Regions from separate parts of the Homo sapiens genome. Here region 1 is linked to region 2. Evidence: chromatin contacts called from ENCODE Hi-C data. All regions are on one chromosome and are shown on one strand. Each heading gives the region's core, a stretch centred on a gene start or an enhancer-like site at or near the end of the contact. The rest is flanking DNA. Distances are from core to core; before and after follow the strand shown.

Evidence for each region. A loop is a pair of places that touch in the nucleus more often than their neighbours do. Pooled maps may share reads with other maps.
Region 1: a map of endothelial cell of umbilical vein shows a loop between it and region 2 (7-fold over the local background). The contact joins the enhancer-like site here to the promoter of MLIP in region 2. A Hi-C loop is called at or near these places in 1 of 168 maps with a recorded cell type or tissue (endothelial cell of umbilical vein), 1 of 37 single-sample maps with no recorded cell type and 4 of 50 pooled maps.

Annotation. Positions count from the first base shown.
Region 1 is chr6:54,290,665-54,293,806 of GRCh38, reverse strand. No RefSeq gene overlaps it. Among named protein-coding and RNA genes, the nearest start is that of TINAG, 16 kb to the left of the region's middle. Within about 2 kb of position 1,891, at least 3 of the 41 ENCODE cell types and tissues checked have a DNase peak (open chromatin) inside an H3K27ac peak, as active enhancers do; they include endothelial cell of umbilical vein, where a contact is called at or near this core.
Region 2 is chr6:54,109,599-54,112,714 of GRCh38, reverse strand. It overlaps MLIP (muscular LMNA interacting protein), which reads right to left and starts at 1,272. Exons shown (of 14, transcript NM_001281747.2): 1 at 1,140-1,272. The coding sequence starts at 1,235.

The DNA of each region.
Region 1 (3,142 bases), core at 642-3,141, 180 kb before region 2:
TACCTTACAAGAAGTCTTGAAGGGAATGCTAAACATAGAAAGGAAAGACTATTACCAGCCACTACAAAAATACACTGAAATGCAGAGACCAGTGACACTATAAAGCAACCTCCCATACAAATCTGCATAATAACCAACTAACGACATAATAGGATCAAATCCACATATATTAACACTAACCTTCAATGTAAATGGGCTAAATGCCCCAATTAAAAATCACAGAGTGGCAAGATGAATAGAGAAACAAGACCCATGGGTATGCTGTCTTCAACAGTCTCTCTCATATACACTGACACCCATAGGCTGAAAGTGAAGGGATGGAGAAAAATCTACCAAGCAAATGGAGAACAGAAAAACAGCAGAGATTGTTACTTTAATTTCAGACAGAACAGACTTTAAACCAACAAAAATCAAAAAACATAAGGAAGGGCATTACATAATGGTAAAGGGCTCCATTCAATAAGAAGACCTAACTATCATAAATATGTATACACCTAACACAGGAGCACTCACATTCATAACACAAGTTCTTAGAGACCTATGAAGAGACTTAGATAAGTACACAATGACAGTGGGAAGACTTTAATACTCCACTGACTGTATTAGGTAGATGATTGAGGCAGAAAACTTAACAGATATCCATAACTTGAACTTGACACTTGACCAAATAGACCTAATAGATGTCTGCAGAACTCTACACCCCAAAACAACAGAATGTACATTCTTCTCATGTGCACATTGCAGATACTCTAAAATTGACCACACAATTGTACATAAAATAATCCTCAGCAAATTCAAAATCATAGGAACAGAAAACCAAATACCACATGTTCTCACTTACAAGTGGGAGCTAAACATTGAGTGCATAGGACACAAAGTAGGGAACAACAGATACCAGGGCCTGCTTGAGGGTGAAAGAAGGGAGGAGGATGAAGATCAAAAAACTACCCATCAGGGACTATGTTTATCACCTGGGTGATGAAATAATCTGTACACTAAACCCCAGTTACATGCAATTTACCTATACAACAAATCTGTACATGTACCCCCTGAAACTAAAATGAACGTTAAAAAAAAAGAAAATCAATGTAATTCACCACATTAACAGAATAAAGAACAAATGTGTAAATAAGATCAGACACTTTCTCAATGATCTCTACACAAGTGAAAGGGAACTCATGGCATGTGATAACAGCATCTATTGCCTTGTCACTTGTTTTAATGCGAGAATTTGAAGGGGCTTTCAGCCTATGGAATCATCACTAACTTGGGGGAATCATCCCATATTTATGTCATCAGCACACTCTCAATGCTTAAAAACCCTTTCATTTGCAAACTCATAATCTCACTCCAGCACTCCTAATCCAGTGTTTTTCATGCTGGCTGAAGATTAGAATCACCTGGAAGTAAAAATTATAAAAAATAAAAATTAAGCTCTTCTCTATATCTCATCTTAAGAATCTATGATTTCATTTGTATAGAACAAGATGAAATAAGTTGAAAAACAACTATTGCAGTTACTCAAAAATTTCATTTTTCCAGTCTCTTTTTCCTCATCTCTTCCCTATTAATTTCAATAGTACAGACACAGGGCCTTCCTGTATAATGTCATGATTTGTGATATGTCATTTGGATTTATTCTTATTGAAAAATGAGTTATCCCATACACTTGTACAACAGCTATTCATTTCCTCATCACTTTTAACTTATAAAAATTATCACTATTTTCCATCCCACCATGCCTTTTCTTCCTGGCACTTATTTTGTACTTATCAAGCACGGAGTCGTAGGAGGTGTTTCTTGAGTCATAGCTGCTCTCCATGTGTCAGTTTTAAGGTCATTTGCATTAAATTACCTTAACTACCCTGAAAGTAACACATGGAGAGCAGCTTCCTATGACTCAAGAAACCACAATGACTAAAATAACCTAACATTATTAGTAACCCATTTATTGGTGGTGAGCACTTTTAATTGTCATCTAATTTTACTCAAATAGTGAGACTTCATAAATTGAAAATACATAAATTGAAAAGCTTCCATACCAGATACATAATAGGCACTCAATATATATTAGTTTCCTCTCCAAATTATTTCCTGGATTTGCCCCTCCCTTTCCAATCATTCACCTTTGGATAATAAGAGCATTAAACAGATCTTGTGTAATCTTAAATTCTAATTCTCAGAGGGCTATTAATATTCAGCAATCATATTTCTTCCTTTTGTAGAATAAAAAAATCATTTGTATTCATGAGTAGGAATCCTCAGGGTATTCACATCCCATTTGCTCACAGAGATGATGATAACAACCCATTCAAAAATGTTGATGTTCAATCAGAACAGAATGAGGAAAATGAGATGAAACACACTACATGAGACGGATGCACCTGGGTTGAGGAAAGCATGATGGTCCAGACAAGGACAGGGCTCCTTGTTTCTCACCAGAAGCAGGCAACTTTGGGCATGTTATTACAGAGATGGTATGTCCTTTCCTACCCTCCATGAGGCAGGAACCATAGCTGACTGGGAAAGCTGACTCATTTTGAGCAGCTGCTCTAGTGAACACCAGAAGAGAGAAAGGAGAAGTGTTTCCACTCTCACAAGCAAATAAAGTGAGAATGAAGACTAATACATTTTCTAAAACGTTTCAGAGCCCCAAGGACCAAAAAAATAGGGATGGGGGGGCGGTGGAGATGTGTATTCCTTACATTACAGAGAGATATAAATAACATGTCTGAAATGATCTCATTTAAAACAGTGTGGTCAAGAAGAGAGAGTTTGGGATTTTGAATCCGAAAATTGAATGTGGGTTCTGGCATTAGCCTTATCTTTTGATGTACTCTTTTTAGAGGTTATTTATCTTTTTTTGACTCAGTTTATGGGTGAAATGATAATAAGTATACTGGTTGAGTATATTTTCTCACATTTAGGTTATTCGTATGAAGGACATCCACAGTTTAGACCACTAAATTAGGTTGAGCCAAACACAACGTACTTCCTTGTTTCTGCATCTCTTGCACCATGGTGCAAAACTCGTGCTGCTGAACTCAGAGTCTTAGTTTAGGCATCTAACAACTAACTGTTAAGCAGTAACACACACATTTATCTGAACAGGAATAGGCAACAGCTCAAGCACAATGCAAGC
Region 2 (3,116 bases), core at 23-2,522:
TATCCTACATAAAATTTTCTCACCAGTGTAAGGAAACAATTTTTTTTTATTTTAGTTGAACCAGTACATGATGTGATTCCAGAAAACACAGAAACAGGAAATCTAATAAAACTAAAGACTTATTCATCTTCCTGAGTTACTGTTGGAGAATAACAAGATCAGACATAAATTCCTGTCCACATACATATCTTCAGAAGAATAATCACAAAAAGGGCAATCATTTGGTATTCGCTTTTAAGCTAACAGTACAATATTAGCTCTTTTCACCACCTTTACCTAGCATCCTTAACTTACCAAGGATCTAATACTCATTCACAAGGAATTTCAGTTGGAAAAGAATTTGAAATTACACCAACTATGCAATGCAACATTCAGATAAAGAGCCACATATTAGCCAGTAGACTATTTAATCCCTTGTTTAGGAGAGAACAAAAAAATATTTGCTGTTTACTGCATACTGTGGCTAAGTTCCAATGTAGCCTAAGAATGAATTGCTATGGTGATGAAAAACCATTTTCCACACAAAGCAGCAACAGATGCATGTTAACAGCATTGCACTTGTTAATTGCCAATTAACACTTTCAGTTGTCAATGTTATTTAAATATCTTAGTTTCTATCCTTGGGAAACTAATTTAGTCATAGAAATATGAGATAAAAGGATTAAAATCTTTTTCTAAATACACTTTGAAATGCTCAAAATCTCTAAGAACGTCATCTTCTCACCGGATAGCCTAATAATTTGAGAAACTGTTTTCCCGCATGCCACGCAGGCTAACAGCTCCTTTGCTCAGTTTTGGGCTGTAATGCCTTCCTTTCTTATATTTCCCTAAAAGTTCTCTTCCTTCAGATGTTGACACCCACACTCGCAGATGGCCTCTAGCCTCCTGTTAAGGCATTACAGGGTATCTTACATTATCACTGTGCCAAGGGCAATCCTGAGCATTTTCTTTGCCCAATGAGCAGTTTTGTCTTTATCAGCTCACCCTTTTCTCTAAGTGAAGATAGCATTTCATTTCAATATACATACAAATTTATCTTCACTGGGCAGCTCTCCCTCACATCCTTGCAGCAAATACCACCAGCACCGTACACTGCTTTTAAAAGTTACTGAAAGCATTAAGCAAAGACTTCCTTTTACCTGGGGTGTGGTCTGAATGCTCCCTGATAAGATGCACGAGGTCATTTGGAAGTAATTGTTCCCGCAGTCACTCAGAAGCCCCTGTTCTGAAAGCATTGATTCATCACATAAGGGAGCGAGCAAACCAATGACTGAGGTGGGAAGGGAGCCTCATACTAAAACAACACACACACACTCACGCAGAAAGAAGAAATTCTAAAAAGAGGTAAAGCAGAGTCATTCCAAAATTGAGGAATTGTGTCAGCTCCGAAGAGTAGATTTCTGTTTTGACAATTTTTAGATTTGGAACATTATGAGAGGTCATACTAACTGCTGAAATGGAATCAGTAGAAGTGAAAAAAAGAAAAAGAAAAAGAAAAAAAGCCACTGATATGTGTTTTCCCTCTTTTCTTTTCATGCATGTATTCCAATTATATATTCTGTGAAAAGAAGAGAAAAGCCAGATTGTGCAGCAATGAGAAGCTGATTGAAGGGCGCTAGCACCTGCCAATCTCAATAATCAGTTGGTCATGCTCATAGAGAACATTTAGAGGTATAAATACATGCAAACACTGTGTCCAAATAAAGAACTAGAAAACACACAGTTATTTCAAAATATCAGTAACTTTATCCTTAGTATATAAATTGTAAGCAACAATACAGGAGCATCTGTAGTGACTGAAGTTATGTTATTAACAAAATCACCTCTAAAATAAAGCTTGGAATCAAATCCTTGTCAAAACAGAATTTCATTCCAAGGTTCCTGGAAGACAGTGAGAATCCTGACTGCAGACAAACCTTAAAACTTCATATGTGAAATTGATTGGAGTCTTCAGCTTTCAGTACTTCTATTTTCTAAGTATTGATTTTTCTCCAAATCTGTAATATCTACATTTGTGCTTTGGCAGTGAAAAGTGTTGTATCCAAAGGACTAGATATAGATCAAAGGCTATGGGAAGGAATTACTATTTTAGAAACCTAGATTATGCCTCTTCACATTTTCGATGTTATCAAAAGCCTGAGATTATGGAAACATAATGAGTAAAATAATTGCTATAAGTGATTCTATTAGCACAGTGGGAGGAACTATTCCAAACAACACAGACCTAGAATATGATCTAAATTTCTGAATATAAGTGCCGTGTTATAAAAAAAACTATGAGCCTTCTTCTATTTTACACATATTTATGGATACTCAAAAGAGAATATAAGTGCCTCTTGCCCTCAAAAAGCTAATGGTTTGAGAATATAAAACAGGTAAACAAATAACAAAGATACAAAGTGAAAAAAGAAAACAAGAAAAAGCCCTATACTGGCCAGGCGCCGTGGCTCATGCCTGTAATCCCAGCACTTTGGGAGGCCGAGGCGGGCGGACCACAAGGTCAGGAGATCGAGACCATTCTGGCTTATATGGTGAAACCCTGTCTCTACTAAAAAATACAAAAAATTAGCCGGGCGTTGTGGCGGGCAGCTGTAGTCCCAGCTAATCGGGAGGCTGAGGCAGGAGAATGGCATGAATCCGGGAGGCGGAGCTTGCAGTGAGCCAATATCGCGCCACTGCACTACAGCCTGGGCGACACAGCGAGACTCCGTCAAAAAAAAAAAGAAAAAGAAAAAACGAAAGGAAGGAAGGAAGGAAGGAAGGAAGGAAGGAAGGAAGGAAGGAAGGAAGAAAGAAAGAAAGAAAAAGAAAGAAAGAAAAGAAAGCCCTATACTGCAGTTCTTCTTAAACTACTGCACACATAAATCCCCTGGGGAGCTTGTTAAAATGCACTTTCTAAGTGTGGAGATCTGAGATGTGGCCTCAGATTCTGCATTTCCAAGAAGCTCCTAGTAGATGCCCTGGGAGCCACACCCCAGATCTGCTGCTGGTGTGTTACACTTTGAGTAGCAAAGACAGAGGAATTTCAGAGAACGATGTTACAGCCACCTGGAGGGCAGTAATTCAAGATGGTGGCATTTGGGCTGCACTTAGAAGAACGGGGAAAGGGAAACTAT